2 separate regions of the Homo sapiens genome follow, and region 1 is linked to region 2. A link is a contact called in ENCODE Hi-C or POLR2A ChIA-PET data. All regions are on one chromosome and are shown on one strand. Each heading gives the region's core, a stretch centred on a gene start or an enhancer-like site at or near the end of the contact. The rest is flanking DNA. Distances are from core to core; before and after follow the strand shown. Region 1 overlaps PTPRF (protein tyrosine phosphatase receptor type F). Region 2 holds the start of PTPRF (protein tyrosine phosphatase receptor type F).

The links. Hi-C counts contacts between places; a loop is a spot of excess contacts on that map. ChIA-PET counts read pairs that join two places held with the same protein, here RNA polymerase II (POLR2A). Pooled maps may share reads with other maps.
Region 1: a map of pancreas shows a loop between it and region 2 (1.9-fold over the local background). The contact joins the enhancer-like site here to the promoter of PTPRF in region 2. A Hi-C loop is called at or near these places in 2 of 168 maps with a recorded cell type or tissue (gastrocnemius medialis and pancreas) and 4 of 50 pooled maps. POLR2A ChIA-PET finds 5 or more read pairs at or near these places in 5 of 52 experiments (H1, MCF 10A, SK-N-SH and 2 more).

The regions. Positions count from the first base shown.
Region 1 is chr1:43,616,793-43,624,377 of GRCh38, forward strand. PTPRF (protein tyrosine phosphatase receptor type F) reads left to right here. Exons shown (of 34, transcript NM_002840.5): 24 at 653-776; 25 at 944-1,119; 26 at 1,838-1,957; 27 at 2,256-2,410; 28 at 2,496-2,781; 29 at 2,888-3,066; 30 at 3,303-3,429; 31 at 3,662-3,787; 32 at 4,046-4,200; 33 at 4,305-4,440; 34 at 5,143-6,874. The coding sequence ends at 5,211. Among named protein-coding and RNA genes, the nearest start is that of KDM4A, 30 kb to the right of the region's middle. RefSeq lists a silencer at 3,727-3,901. Within about 2 kb of position 5,799, at least 2 of the 41 ENCODE cell types and tissues checked have a DNase peak (open chromatin) inside an H3K27ac peak, as active enhancers do.
Region 2 is chr1:43,526,671-43,533,794 of GRCh38, forward strand. PTPRF (protein tyrosine phosphatase receptor type F) reads left to right here and starts at 4,213. Exons shown (of 34, transcript NM_002840.5): 1 at 4,213-4,420. RefSeq lists a silencer at 4,924-4,993 and enhancers at 5,059-5,631, 6,260-6,761, 6,762-7,124.

The DNA.
Region 1 (7,585 bases), core at 4,549-7,048, 92 kb after region 2:
GCTGAGGTTATGGGCAGCTCCAGCATGTGGTGTAAGAATCAGGTGAGCAAATGAGGTCACCCAGGAAAGGTTGTAGAGAGAGAAGAGGGCCTAGAAGGAACCCTGGAGGAGCTCTGCGTCCTGCCCACGGGAAGGGCAGGGGAGAGAGAGGAAACAGAGAAGGAGCAGCTGAAAGGAAGAGAGCCGAGCAGGGAGGGATCCTGGACTACCTGAGAGGGGCCACCATCCCTTCCATCTGTCCTGGCTCATTTCATTAGGTGAATGCAGGGCTTCGGGAGGGACTCTGGGTGTTCAGAGCCCTCAGCAGTTTCGGGACTGCCTGAGAGGGGGCCACCACCTGTCCTAGCTCATTTCATTAGGTGAGTGCAGGGCTTCGAGAGACCCTTCACCTGCCCCATCCCAGCTCAGACCACTCTACCAGGCAAGGGGATTTGGTACCATGGTCAGAGGAGTCCCCAGTCCATCACTTTTCTGATAGGTGATGTGGCAACCTGTGAGCTCCATGGCTGGCACCACGAGATAGAGGGCCTGGCTGTGGCCTGTGGAGTGAAGGCAGGATGTGAGCATCACCGGGAAGGCTGGGTCCCCTGCAGGAGAAGCAGGTCAACCTTGGCTCTTACCCCACCCCACCCGCTTTCTCCATTCTCTGCAGTCCATCGACCCTGGACAGCAGTTCACGTGGGAGAATTCAAACCTGGAGGTGAACAAGCCCAAGAACCGCTATGCGAATGTCATCGCCTACGACCACTCTCGAGTCATCCTTACCTCTATCGATGGTGAGCCAAGGGGGTGCCCCTCCCATCCCCTTGCTCTCCCCCTTGCTAGCTAGGGCAACATGTCATTCTACAGAGGATGTCCACGAGTCTCAGGGGTGCACTGAGGCATGGTGGGCTGGGCTGGGGACCCTGTAGTAATGCCCTCCCACCTCCTTTCTTATCCATAGGCGTCCCCGGGAGTGACTACATCAATGCCAACTACATCGATGGCTACCGCAAGCAGAATGCCTACATCGCCACGCAGGGCCCCCTGCCCGAGACCATGGGTGATTTCTGGAGGATGGTGTGGGAACAGCGCACGGCCACTGTGGTCATGATGACACGGCTGGAGGAGAAGTCCCGGGTGAGGCTGCAGGGCCCTGCCAGGAGGCGGGTGGGAAATGCCCAGCCACAAGGTGATACAGGGCACCTTCTTCTGTGCCGCTTTCTTCTGTGGAGGAAGTCGCTCAAGTGATCCCCAGATGCTATTGTTACTGGGGGTATTATGCTCCCCAAATACTGGGTGTTTCTGGGATACAGCATGTTCCCCACATGCTAGTGGGTTCCTTAAGATGTTAATATGTTTCACCAAATGCTGTCATTTTCGGAGAATGTTAATGTGTTCCCCAGTTGCTGGCGTGTTCCCGGGGTATTCATGTGTTCCCCAGATGCTGGAGTGTTCCTGGGGCATTAACACATCTCCTAAGTTAATTAGTGGAAAGAGCTGCTGTTATCTGTTTTTGGACTGCAAAGCATTGACTGGAACGTAAAATTTACAGAGCTTGAAAATGGCACATAAACGTTATGGGTAAATTTGGCAGAAAATGTGCCTGGTGCGATCTGGCGTTGAATAAATAATTTTCAATTATGACCCTTATTCCACTAGCTAGGGCAGGGCGGTGACATAGCTTGAGGACCTGATGTGGCTTGTGGAGGACAGGGGGCAATGGATCTGAGAGCTCAGGGCTGGGGGGCTTTGTAGCCAGAAAGGCTACAGCCAGGGAGTTGACCAGCCTCCACCCTGCTTCTGCCCGTCTGAGCCTGTGGGCTTCCTTCAGCCTGCCCTGCTCATCCTCCTGCAGGTAAAATGTGATCAGTACTGGCCAGCCCGTGGCACCGAGACCTGTGGCCTTATTCAGGTGACCCTGTTGGACACAGTGGAGCTGGCCACATACACTGTGCGCACCTTCGCACTCCACAAGGTATAGCCTTTCCCCAGTGCATATCTCTTACCCAGACACTGTAAGGACAGTGGCCTGGGTGTGGTGTGCTGGGTCGGGGGGAAGCTGGAGCCTGGGTGTTGGAGGGTCGGAGGCTCAGGTGTGTGAGTGATGTGATGATCCATGTTATGGGAACAGTGCTAGGAGCTTCAGGCTACTCTGTGTGGCTTCTGAGTCCCATGGGGAAGTGGCGGGTATGGCCTCAGCATCAGGTCATTCAGTCCTGAGTCTATGGCAGGTAGGCTCCTAGTCGCCAGTATGTCCCCACTTTGTCCCCCAGAGTGGCTCCAGTGAGAAGCGCGAGCTGCGTCAGTTTCAGTTCATGGCCTGGCCAGACCATGGAGTTCCTGAGTACCCAACTCCCATCCTGGCCTTCCTACGACGGGTCAAGGCCTGCAACCCCCTAGACGCAGGGCCCATGGTGGTGCACTGCAGGTGAGAGGGTACAGTGCCACCCAGAGGGGTGGGTGGGGTGGGAGGTGGGGGCGCCTGTGCCTCAAGCTGAGCCCGTGTCCTGCAGCGCGGGCGTGGGCCGCACCGGCTGCTTCATCGTGATTGATGCCATGTTGGAGCGGATGAAGCACGAGAAGACGGTGGACATCTATGGCCACGTGACCTGCATGCGATCACAGAGGAACTACATGGTGCAGACGGAGGACCAGTACGTGTTCATCCATGAGGCGCTGCTGGAGGCTGCCACGTGCGGCCACACAGAGGTGCCTGCCCGCAACCTGTATGCCCACATCCAGAAGCTGGGCCAAGTGCCTCCAGGGGAGAGTGTGACCGCCATGGAGCTCGAGTTCAAGGTGGGGCTCGGGTGGGCCTGCTTGGCTCCAGGGCCTAGACTGGGTCATGCAGATGACCCCCACCCCCACAGGAAGCCTGGCCTGACCAATCCCTGCCTCTCAATAGTTGCTGGCCAGCTCCAAGGCCCACACGTCCCGCTTCATCAGCGCCAACCTGCCCTGCAACAAGTTCAAGAACCGGCTGGTGAACATCATGCCCTACGAATTGACCCGTGTGTGTCTGCAGCCCATCCGTGGTGTGGAGGGCTCTGACTACATCAATGCCAGCTTCCTGGATGGTTATAGGTCAGCATGCATGTCACTGCCCCACCATGCCCTACAGGGGCCTAGGCCTGTGCCTGGCTGGTGGGGGTGGGCAGCAGAGTAGGGCCAGCCTAGAAGACCAGAGAGGGCTGGGTAGAGCAGTGAGGACTTCCTGGAGGAGGGGTGATCTGAGCAGGGCCCCAAGGGGCTAGGCAGCCTAAGGGGAGACTCTAGGGGCAGCAGCACCTCCAGCATGTCCAGTCTTATGTCCACCCCAGACAGCAGAAGGCCTACATAGCTACACAGGGGCCTCTGGCAGAGAGCACCGAGGACTTCTGGCGCATGCTATGGGAGCACAATTCCACCATCATCGTCATGCTGACCAAGCTTCGGGAGATGGGCAGGGTGAGCCCACCCTTTCCCCCAGGGCCCCTGTCATACCTGGGAGAACACCAGCCACCCTTGGGGGAGCTGCCGCCTATGTTACTGTCTCCTTTGACACCCCAGCTGCTTGTCAGCATGGCCTCAGGCGCCCGTTATTACTACCTGAGGCATCTGTCCCAGAATCCTGTGAAGCCTGGCACCCCTCCCCTATTCCTTCTCACCTGATTATGGGGGCCCGACCCTCTGTCCACAGGAGAAATGCCACCAGTACTGGCCAGCAGAGCGCTCTGCTCGCTACCAGTACTTTGTTGTTGACCCGATGGCTGAGTACAACATGCCCCAGTATATCCTGCGTGAGTTCAAGGTCACGGATGCCCGGGTGAGTGAGTGCATTGAGTGTGTCCATAACGCTGCCTGTCCACACGCTGGGTGGATGGCTGCCTGCATGGTACCTTAGCTCAAGCTTCAGAAATCTGAGGCGGTGGGTGGGTATTAGGGTGTGAGCACATCTCCCCCTGTGGCCTCGGGTGCAGTGACACAGATGCATGCCTGTATCATGGTACTACCCTGGTCTAGTCCAGAGGGGTGGCTGCCTAAGGCACGAATTCTAATCATGTACCCCACCCACCTTTCCCAGGATGGGCAGTCAAGGACAATCCGGCAGTTCCAGTTCACAGACTGGCCAGAGCAGGGCGTGCCCAAGACAGGCGAGGGATTCATTGACTTCATCGGGCAGGTGCATAAGACCAAGGAGCAGTTTGGACAGGATGGGCCTATCACGGTGCACTGCAGGTGGGACTGGCCCCCTGGAGGGCTGGGGTGGGTGGGCCTGAAGGCCTGGCAGACCCACTGCATGAGGCAAGCAGGACTCCTGACCCAACTGTGTTTCTGAGCAGTGCTGGCGTGGGCCGCACCGGGGTGTTCATCACTCTGAGCATCGTCCTGGAGCGCATGCGCTACGAGGGCGTGGTCGACATGTTTCAGACCGTGAAGACCCTGCGTACACAGCGTCCTGCCATGGTGCAGACAGAGGTAACGCAGACCAGGCTGCAGGGCCAGGGCCTTGGCAGCAGCGCTGCTGGGAACCCTAGGCTTTAGCAACAGTTTGATGCCCACAGGCATGTGCATTCATTCATGCTGCCAACCTTTCACGTGGCCTGCGATAGGCATGGTGGTGTGTGCTTATGGTCCTACCTACTTGGGAGGTTGATGTGGGAGAATCACTTGAGGTCAGAAGTTCGAGGCTGCAGTGAGCTATGATTATACCACGGCACTCCAGCCTGGGTGGCAGAGCAAGACCCTGTTGCTGAAAACAAAACAAAACAAAACAAAAATGCTGCAACATTGCCTGTGCTGCCTGGGGGCTCAGGGGATTGATGAGTAAGATGTGTTCTTTCATTCGGCAGCTCTCTGCTGAGCCCCAGTGGTGTGCCTGGCTCTGGGCAAGGTTGCACAGAGCAATCCTTATGGGGTGCCCAGTCAGGAGCAGAGAAACATGATTGGGATGGCAGATGGAAGGCAGGTAGATGTGGGGGCCTGAGAGAATGACAGGAGAGAGATGAGCCTTCAGAGGCTCTTTCAGGCTCCCCCGCACACTGCCTGATGTAGCTGCCAGGGTCCAGCACCTGCTCTTGGCCAGCAGAGGCTAACTCCATGGCTGCAGTGTGAGTGTCAGCTGTGTAGTGGGGGTGTCCACTGGCGCGACCCACACTGACCAGCCCCCTATCCTGGCAGGACCAGTATCAGCTGTGCTACCGTGCGGCCCTGGAGTACCTCGGCAGCTTTGACCACTATGCAACGTAACTACCGCTCCCCTCTCCTCCGCCACCCCCGCCGTGGGGCTCCGGAGGGGACCCAGCTCCTCTGAGCCATACCGACCATCGTCCAGCCCTCCTACGCAGATGCTGTCACTGGCAGAGCACAGCCCACGGGGATCACAGCGTTTCAGGAACGTTGCCACACCAATCAGAGAGCCTAGAACATCCCTGGGCAAGTGGATGGCCCAGCAGGCAGGCACTGTGGCCCTTCTGTCCACCAGACCCACCTGGAGCCCGCTTCAAGCTCTCTGTTGCGCTCCCGCATTTCTCATGCTTCTTCTCATGGGGTGGGGTTGGGGCAAAGCCTCCTTTTTAATACATTAAGTGGGGTAGACTGAGGGATTTTAGCCTCTTCCCTCTGATTTTTCCTTTCGCGAATCCGTATCTGCAGAATGGGCCACTGTAGGGGTTGGGGTTTATTTTGTTTTGTTTTTTTTTTTCTTGAGTTCACTTTGGATCCTTATTTTGTATGACTTCTGCTGAAGGACAGAACATTGCCTTCCTCGTGCAGAGCTGGGGCTGCCAGCCTGAGCGGAGGCTCGGCCGTGGGCCGGGAGGCAGTGCTGATCCGGCTGCTCCTCCAGCCCTTCAGACGAGATCCTGTTTCAGCTAAATGCAGGGAAACTCAATGTTTTTTTAAGTTTTGTTTTCCCTTTAAAGCCTTTTTTTAGGCCACATTGACAGTGGTGGGCGGGGAGAAGATAGGGAACACTCATCCCTGGTCGTCTATCCCAGTGTGTGTTTAACATTCACAGCCCAGAACCACAGATGTGTCTGGGAGAGCCTGGCAAGGCATTCCTCATCACCATCGTGTTTGCAAAGGTTAAAACAAAAACAAAAAACCACAAAAATAAAAAACAAAAAAAACAAAAAACCCAAGAAAAAAAAAAAGAGTCAGCCCTTGGCTTCTGCTTCAAACCCTCAAGAGGGGAAGCAACTCCGTGTGCCTGGGGTTCCCGAGGGAGCTGCTGGCTGACCTGGGCCCACAGAGCCTGGCTTTGGTCCCCAGCATTGCAGTATGGTGTGGTGTTTGTAGGCTGTGGGGTCTGGCTGTGTGGCCAAGGTGAATAGCACAGGTTAGGGTGTGTGCCACACCCCATGCACCTCAGGGCCAAGCGGGGGCGTGGCTGGCCTTTCAGGTCCAGGCCAGTGGGCCTGGTAGCACATGTCTGTCCTCAGAGCAGGGGCCAGATGATTTTCCTCCCTGGTTTGCAGCTGTTTTCAAAGCCCCCGATAATCGCTCTTTTCCACTCCAAGATGCCCTCATAAACCAATGTGGCAAGACTACTGGACTTCTATCAATGGTACTCTAATCAGTCCTTATTATCCCAGCTTGCTGAGGGGCAGGGAGAGCGCCTCTTCCTCTGGGCAGCGCTATCTAGATAGGTAAGTGGGGGCGGGGAAGGGTGCATAGCTGTTTTAGCTGAGGGACGTGGTGCCGACGTCCCCAAACCTAGCTAGGCTAAGTCAAGATCAACATTCCAGGGTTGGTAATGTTGGATGATGAAACATTCATTTTTACCTTGTGGATGCTAGTGCTGTAGAGTTCACTGTTGTACACAGTCTGTTTTCTATTTGTTAAGAAAAACTACAGCATCATTGCATAATTCTTGATGGTAATAAATTTGAATAATCAGATTTCTTACAAACCAGGACTCTGTCTCAGCTGTTTCTGGAACCAAAGAGTCTGGGCCAAATCAGTAGCTAGGATGGGTTCTGGAGATTCCCTGCTCCTGAGGAGACGGGGAGGGTACCCTAAGTATTTGTGCCAGTGTAGGCTCCTGGCATGGCTACCCACTTTCAGAAAGGAGTGGTTATAAACCCTGAAAACCAGGCCACCAAGAGCCAGCCAGGCCAGAGCCACCAGTGCATGTGAAGAGCACCCTAGGCCGGGGAGCATACCCTTTGCCTCTCTTTCCCTTTAAGATTCTGTGGGTTGCACTATCGGGGCATTGGGACTGCCCCTCTCCCACTACCTTGGAGGAGAGGGATGGCCCTGTGGCAGTAGAGACTGAATGTATGGAAATTGGTTAGTGAGATCTCCTGTAATTATTGCAATGTGGATAATGGACACAAAAAACAGTGTGTCCATCTGGCCCCTGGACACACAGCTGCATCACCCACTGAGCTGTGCAGCTGCTCCACTGGTGAGCAGACAAGTCCTACCAGGTTGTCAAATTGTGGAACTTCTAGGGATACAGATGAAGGAGACCCAGAACAAGCTGCGAAGAGAAATGCGTAAGTCAGCAACAACCACACCAAGGCAGCATCTGACCCAGGGAAGGCTTCCTGGAGGAGGTGGCATTCAGAGTGTTTCGTAGAATGAGTAGCAGTTAGTTTTTTTTTGTTTATTTTTGAGA
Region 2 (7,124 bases), core at 2,963-5,462:
GGCTGCATGCGATTCGAAAGCCAAGGACTAAGGGCTGCAACTGCGGGGGCCTGTGGGAGAGGTCCTCTTGAAAGAGCTGGGATGGAGGGAGTAGAGGGTTATCTTCCCAAGGACCAGGTTGGACAAGTGAGGCCCTGCAGATGGGCAAAAAATAGTGGAAGCCCTGTGACTGTGACCACTGATGTCTGCAACAGCAGCAGCAGCAGCCTGAAAAATCCTTCCACCTTTCTCTGCAAGGCTGTGGAGCACGGACTGACCATCTCTGGGATTGTGCAAACCCCTGGAGTTCATGGATGATCGGAGGGAGCTGAAGGGCAGCCATGAGTGATAGGGAAATCTTGCTGATCTGATGGGTAGAGACTCAAGCTGAATTTAATTTGGTTTAGACCAACTAAGGGATGACCAAAAGGTGTATTTACGTCATGAGTTGCAGAGAGTGTCCAGTTGGCCCAGGACCTGGACAAAGGGTGAGCAGTGAGTGGGAGCTGACATCTGGCTCTCTCCTCACCCTGCACCCTGGGGCTGGAACACAGCAGACACACAATGACCACATGGTGCCACTCGGCCTTCACAGATGAGCACAAGGACATCCCTCCCCGCCAGGCCCAGGAGCAGGGCAGCAGGGCAGCCCCACGTGGACCCCGTGCTCACAGTTTGGCAAACTGGACAGAGCCTTGGCTCTTCTCCTTCAGCAGCTATCACGCTCTCCCAGGCCCGGCCACCTGAGCTTCTCATCCATGTGGCTTTGGCACCTAGGCCTCTAGTTTCATTACCTTGGGTTTGTATCTAGTTCCAGATGGCGTACATGCAGAGATCTGGGCAGGCTGCTTACAGGCATTCTCTTGCCCTGCCTCGACAAACACTTTGCCACATGTGGGTGAATGAGAGGGCAGACGCCAATGGGTTAGGATTCTGAGACCCCTGTGTCCCTGTGGGGTTTGGAGCAAGAGACTGGTTGGCACAGCAGTGAGCACATCTGCTAACTTCAACCACAGGAAGCCAGGGGTCCCAGCTCACCTACCTTCCAGTACTGTGCTCAGTAGCCTTGACAATGCGGGGCAGAGGGAACAGGGCTGCCAGAGCTTCAGGACTACCAAGGCCCAGGCTAGCAGGCACACAGGCTAGCGAACACCACGAGCCCCTCTTCTAGTGCATGCCAGGGCTACAGAAGACTGGGGCTGGATGAGCTCTAAGACTTGGTCAGGGAGCTGTTCCCTCACTTAGTCATTTATGTCTGATGGTTCCTTGAGCACAGATAGGAAAGTCAATCTTCATTCTTTAACAAATATGTATCAAGTATCTATTGTGTGTGAGGACCCTGTGCTGGCCACTGGGATATGACAGGGAACAAGGTGGACTCATTTCTCCTGCCTGCAAGGAACTGCTGTCCACAGGTCAGGGAGATAGGCACAGATACAAACAGTGGTGACAGCCAGGATGGCTTCCTGGAGGAAACAATGGTTCCAAACAGGTACAGTTGGCTCTGAGGTGCCAAAACACACTAAAGGTAGAGCAAGTCTTTTATTTTATTTTATTTTTTAAAACAGAGTCTTGCTCTGTGGCCCAGGCTGGAGTGCAGTGGAGCAATCTCCACTGCAACCTCTGCCTTCCAGGTTCAAGCAATTCTCCTGCCCCAGCCTCCCAAGTAGCTGGAATTACAGGTGCACACCTGGCTAATTTTTGTATTTTTTTTTTCTTTTAGTAGAGATGGGGTTTCACCATGTTGGCCAGGCTGGTCTCGAACTCCTGACCTCGGGTGATCTGCCCGCCTCAGCCCCCCAAAGTGCTGGGATTGTAGGCGTAAGCCACCATGCCTGGCCAGTAGAGCAAGTCTTAAGGGGCATTATATTATAACTGCATGCAAGAGAAGTTAGGACCAGTTTGGCTTTGTGCGTGTGTGGACTGAAACCCAAAAGCCAGAAACTCTCTGCATGTGTCCCTCATGGAGCCATATGGTCTCTAGTCTCTGTTTTTCAAAATTTGCAGGACTGATGACTGATTGGACAGTGGTGCAGGAGGGAAGGTCTCTGCATGTCAGTGATTAAATTGCTGAAGATGCCACTGCCTGAGACGGGCAGTATTGAAGGTAAGCAGATCTGGGGTGGGCGGGACAGAGGAGGCTCTTAGTTATATGGATCTGGAGCTCACAGGAGCGGCCCAGACTGGAGATAGAGACTTGGAAGTCATCAGCATATGGTTGGTAGTGGTCAAGATGATCCAGAGAAAAGGGGCAGAGCAGGAGAAAAGAGGAGGCCTAGGACAGAGTCCCGGAAGAGCAGAAGACGAGGTGGTAAAGGAATCAGAGACAGTAGCCAGTGAGGAGAGGGTGGGCCAATGAAGCCAAGGAAAAGAACTGTTTTAATAACTCAGCAATGGGCAGGAATAATTGGCTGAAAAGTATACTTTTAAAATTTGGGGGCCGAGAGGGAATCTCTAAATCCTCAAAGTTCTGGAAAAAAAGGCAAAAATGCTTAAAGATGCATAAAATTTGCAATACCTCCCCCGTGGTGCACCAAAATTACCAATGGTGAAAAACCACTCACTGGAAATATTCATTTTTGATCCGTTTGTCATCCAAACCAAATTGTCCAGAATCACTGGAGCCAGTCCCATCCCCTCCTCATACGCCAGGGGGCGCACACGCACTGTTTGTGAATTCAAGTTCAGGACAAAAACAGGCAGTGAATCAGGTGGTTACCAGAACCTGATTCCTCAGCCCAGATCCCTGAACACCACAGCAACCATGCCCTGCACATTACCACGTGATCCCTGAATCCAGGCACCTCAACGATCTCCAAATTTTATTTCTCACCTGACTCCAAACTTACAGGGTTATCAGAAAGACCCCACAGAAGAAACCCCACAGAGGAGAAACCTCATCTCTTTTTCTGCTCAGTTACCTGACCCAGGGCAGTGGGGGTAGGTCCCCCATCCTTCATGGTGAAGCCTAGCAAGCGGCGGGGGGAGGAGGGGTGGGGTAGATAGGAAAGAGCTGGTGTGGCTTTGGCTGACTCTTAAGTGGTTTTAACACGGATTGCGTGGGGGCGGGGTCTGGAGGCAGGGGCGCTTGGATTGAAGCTCATCAAATCCCTCTGATCAGTAGGTCTTGGAATAAATCTTCAGGTAGGTTATTGGTTTCACCCAGAAATTTCTAGGGTCATTATTTGAGTTTGGTATGAGAAGTCAGAAACTCAGTACTGACATTTAAATTACATTTAGAGGGCATTATCATGTCTTTAATTCCGAGGCCAATGTAAGGTTCACAGCTGGAATTGGTATAATATTGGGGTATTAGTCAGTCTCTGCTTGGGGTTGACACTAGGTCAGAGAAGTGGAGGGTGAACATGAGGATGAAGGGGCTTTGTGTGGAGTTTCTGCAAAGCCAGTCTTATCTTGGGTTCCAAGATTATTATTAAAGCTGGGTTGGTTTAGGGTCCTAAATGGTCTCAAGTTTGGGTGGGGTTTCAGGTCAGTATCTGTGTTTGGGGGTCCTTTTATGGTGACCCAATCCCAACTCTGGAATTGAGAATCGAATTCAGAGTGCATTGGTGTTGATCTGGGAATGGGAGAGCAGTACTGGAGTTTTATGTAAGGCTTGGGGTTCAGAAGAGAGATAACTGGGGTCCATAGCAAGGTAGCTTTTGGACTTTAGGGTTCATTTAGGGACTGGGGGCTGAGCATTAGTACAGGGTTCCATTTAAGGTCCAGCGTTGGTGCTAGCGTCACTATCAAGGTTAGGGCAAGTAGAAGTAATAAAGAGATTTAGAGTCAGAATTGGTATTTGGGATCAGTATAGAGGTTCACAACAAAATTACTACTTGTGCTAATTTGGGGGCAGATTAAGGGCTTTGGACTCAATATTGGGTTTAGGGCAAGGTGTGGGCTCAGTATCAGGTTCAGATCTGTATGGGGAGGAAATGGGGTCCTAGAGTGGTATTAGGTTCATGCTAGGGCTGGGAGCCACTAGAAGGATCTGGATGTAGTATCAGAGTTTGGTCTGTCTATGTTCATTATTGGGGTTCGGGTTCAATATTGAGGTTCCGGTCGGTTTCGACTTGGCGTTGGGTTGTGGCCTGTCTGGGCCTCAGCGGCTCCGCGGCTCTACGAGCGAGAGTGCACGAGGGGAGGGGCGCCGCCGGGGGCGCGCACGGCAGGGGCAGGGGCGCGGGCGCGAGCGCGAGGGGAGCGCGCGGCTGGAGCTGGCGCGGGAGCGGCGGGAGCGGTGGCGGCGGCAGAGGCGGCGGCTCCAGCTTCGGCTCCGGCTCGGGCTCGGGCTCCGGCTCCGGCTCCGGCTCCGGCTCCAGCTCGGGTGGCGGTGGCGGGAGCGGGACCAGGTGGAGGCGGCGGCGGCAGAGGAGTGGGAGCAGCGGCCCTAGCGGCTTGCGGGGGGACATGCGGACCGACGGCCCCTGGATAGGCGGTGAGTGACCCCCCGGCCCCCCACCAGCCCCCTCCGCTCCCGTCCCTTCCCCGCTCTCCTTGCCCTCCCCGCTAGTCCACCCGGCGGAGCTGGGGGCGGTCCCGGGGGGGACGAGGGCGCCGCTGAGGCCGGGCCGCGCCCCCACCTGCCGCGCCCGCAGCCTCGGCGAAGCCCCCCCTCCACGCCCCAGCCTGGCGGCTCCTCCCCGCTCACCCCGCGGCAGACGCGCCCCCAGCGCTGCTGGCTGGCTCGCTCCCCGCCGCCCCTCGCCGCCTCCCTCCCTCTCCACCGCACCTTAGCCGCAGCCCGCCCCCCCCACCCAGCGCAAAGTTTCCCGTTTGCGTTCTTGCTCCCCCTCATCGGTCCCGCCTCGTCCCCCCTTCTAGCGCGGACGCGCTCCGGGGGCGGCCCTCAGACCCCCCAGCCCCGGGCTCCGGGCGGGTCCAGGCCGCGCCCCCGCCCCCGCCGCACAGGCGCCCCCTCCCAGCCGGCGGGGGATCCGCAGCCGGCGCGCCCGGGTCTCGCTCGCGGCCCCGGCGCACGTGCGGTCCCGGGCTGCGCCGGGCGCGAGTTTGAAGCCCCCCCACCCCCTTCGTTCGCGAGCACGGGATGGGGAGGGGCCGAACGGGCTGTACCCGCCCCCAACCGGGTGCAACGCCCTGGAGGCCCTGGAGCGACCTGTCCCGTGAGGACGTGGCCACTCGGACCCTCTCCGAAAGTTCACTCAGTGGCCGCCCCGCGTCCCGTCCCGTCCCGTCCCGGCTCCCCATCGCCGTGCCGGCGTCTCTGTCTCGGCTGCTTTCTGTTTTCCTCGGCGTCTCTGCCTCCCCGTGTCAGTGCCTCCCAATCTCACGCCCCTGCAATCCCAGGGTCTCTCCAGCTGTCTCCATTCTTTTTCCCCAGGTCACTCTGTTCTTTCTCCCCAGGTCTCTCGATTCTGTCTCCCTGGGTCGTCTTGTTCCCTGTCCCTGAGTCTGTTCTCTCCGCTTGGGTCTCTCTATTTCCTCTCCCTGGGTCTCTGTCTCCCTCCTTAAGTCTCTGCCTCTTGTCTCTCACCCATCTCTTGGTGTCTCTGCACTCTCTGTGCTAGGCGCCCCCCCATTTCCCTGGAATGCTGCCCCTCTGGTTCTTCCACCCCGGAGGGGGAGGGGCTAGACTTTCTCCCCATTTCAAGCCCCCCTGCCCCCCAGTGCACGGCCCCTGAGTTGGAGCAGGTTGGGGGTGGGGAGCGCTACCTGCCTGAGCTGTGAAATGGGAGAGGGAGGCTGCCCCAGCCTGGGGGTTGTCTGGATCTCCCTGAGGGGCCACAGGGCAGGGCCGGGAGGCTGGATTAGGTTGAGGAAGGCTCCACTTTTGAAGGAACAGGGGCAGGGATCCAGAGCGATCTGGTGTCGGATCTGGCCTGAGAAGCAGGGAAGTGCACTGGGGTGAGAGGCGTAGAAAAGGATGTGGGGTGGTGGTTCCAGGCGGGTGCTCATGGGGAGGAATCTGCTGAGAAGGGAAGATCTGGTGGGGAATCCTTTGGGAGGCTTCGGGGATCTGAGGGATCCAGAAGAGAGTTCTGACAGGCTATCTAAGGAAATTTCTGTGCTTAGCTCCTTATTAACTCTTGCTTCAGGGAGCATGAAAATCCCTGTTTTTTTACTGATTATATGAATGAGCCTAGGGCTTCAAGAAGGAGCAGGTGTAACTCCCCAAGTACAACCCCCTACATTCTCAGCCCCAGGCACAGGCCACACTTTCTCGTACCCTCTTGCCTTCATTTCCACACTCAGCTCACCCCCTCCACCCCCACACACACTCCCTATTCAGCTGCTTTCTTGCCCCCTCTCGCATACCTGGGCCCGCATGCCGGCCAGGGCTCAAGAAATCTGTGCCTGCACACTCTCGCAGCATACCTGTGCACATGCACAGTCATCCTTGTGTATTTTTGTATATGCACTTTCTTGCACATTTTACTTGCTCAGTCTCTTATTTGAAATGTCTTTATAGTGTTTTTTTTAGTTTCCTTTATAGTTTCCTTTTCCAGCTGCTCTTCCTCTTCCCTCTTTCTTTCCTTTAACAAGAAAATTGTTTTAACATAATTCCTTCCTTCCTTCCTCCCTTTCTTCCTTCTTCTTGCAACTACTGATACCTCCCCTTTATCCAGCTTTGTGTGCCCTGGGCGGGTTGGCTTGGTGTACAAGGCTGCCAAGAGAGGAGGGGGTGGTTGGGTGTTGGTGAAGGAATTTGGCGGGGCAGAGTTAGACTGCAGCAAACGGAAACTAGCTACACATCTTTTACTGGGAAGTGTATGGATACGCAGCAAAATACTAGCCCTGGCAGTTTGGGCACAGTCCACCCTTTTTTCCATCAGCCTGAACTATGGGAGTCTAGCTTTGAGGGTCCTCCCTGGGGGCGGGGAGGAGGGGACCCAGACCTCCTGCAGTAGAGGGGTTGTGATACACACCACGGCTCCTCCACTTTCCAGCTTCAGGCCTCAAAGAGGCCCCTTTCTCCCTGAGTCTCAATTTCACTCCCTGTAAAATGGGGTAGCTAATCCAACCCGGACTGGGTCCCAGGGCTGTTGTAAGAATCCAAGGGAACTGTGTGGCAGTGCATCGTCAGCAGTGGCAGTCACTTCCCTTGTGACTGACACTGCTGTGTGCTTGGTTCCAGCTTGCAGTCAGGGCCCTACCCTCGAGAAGCTCGTGGTCCTTGGGGG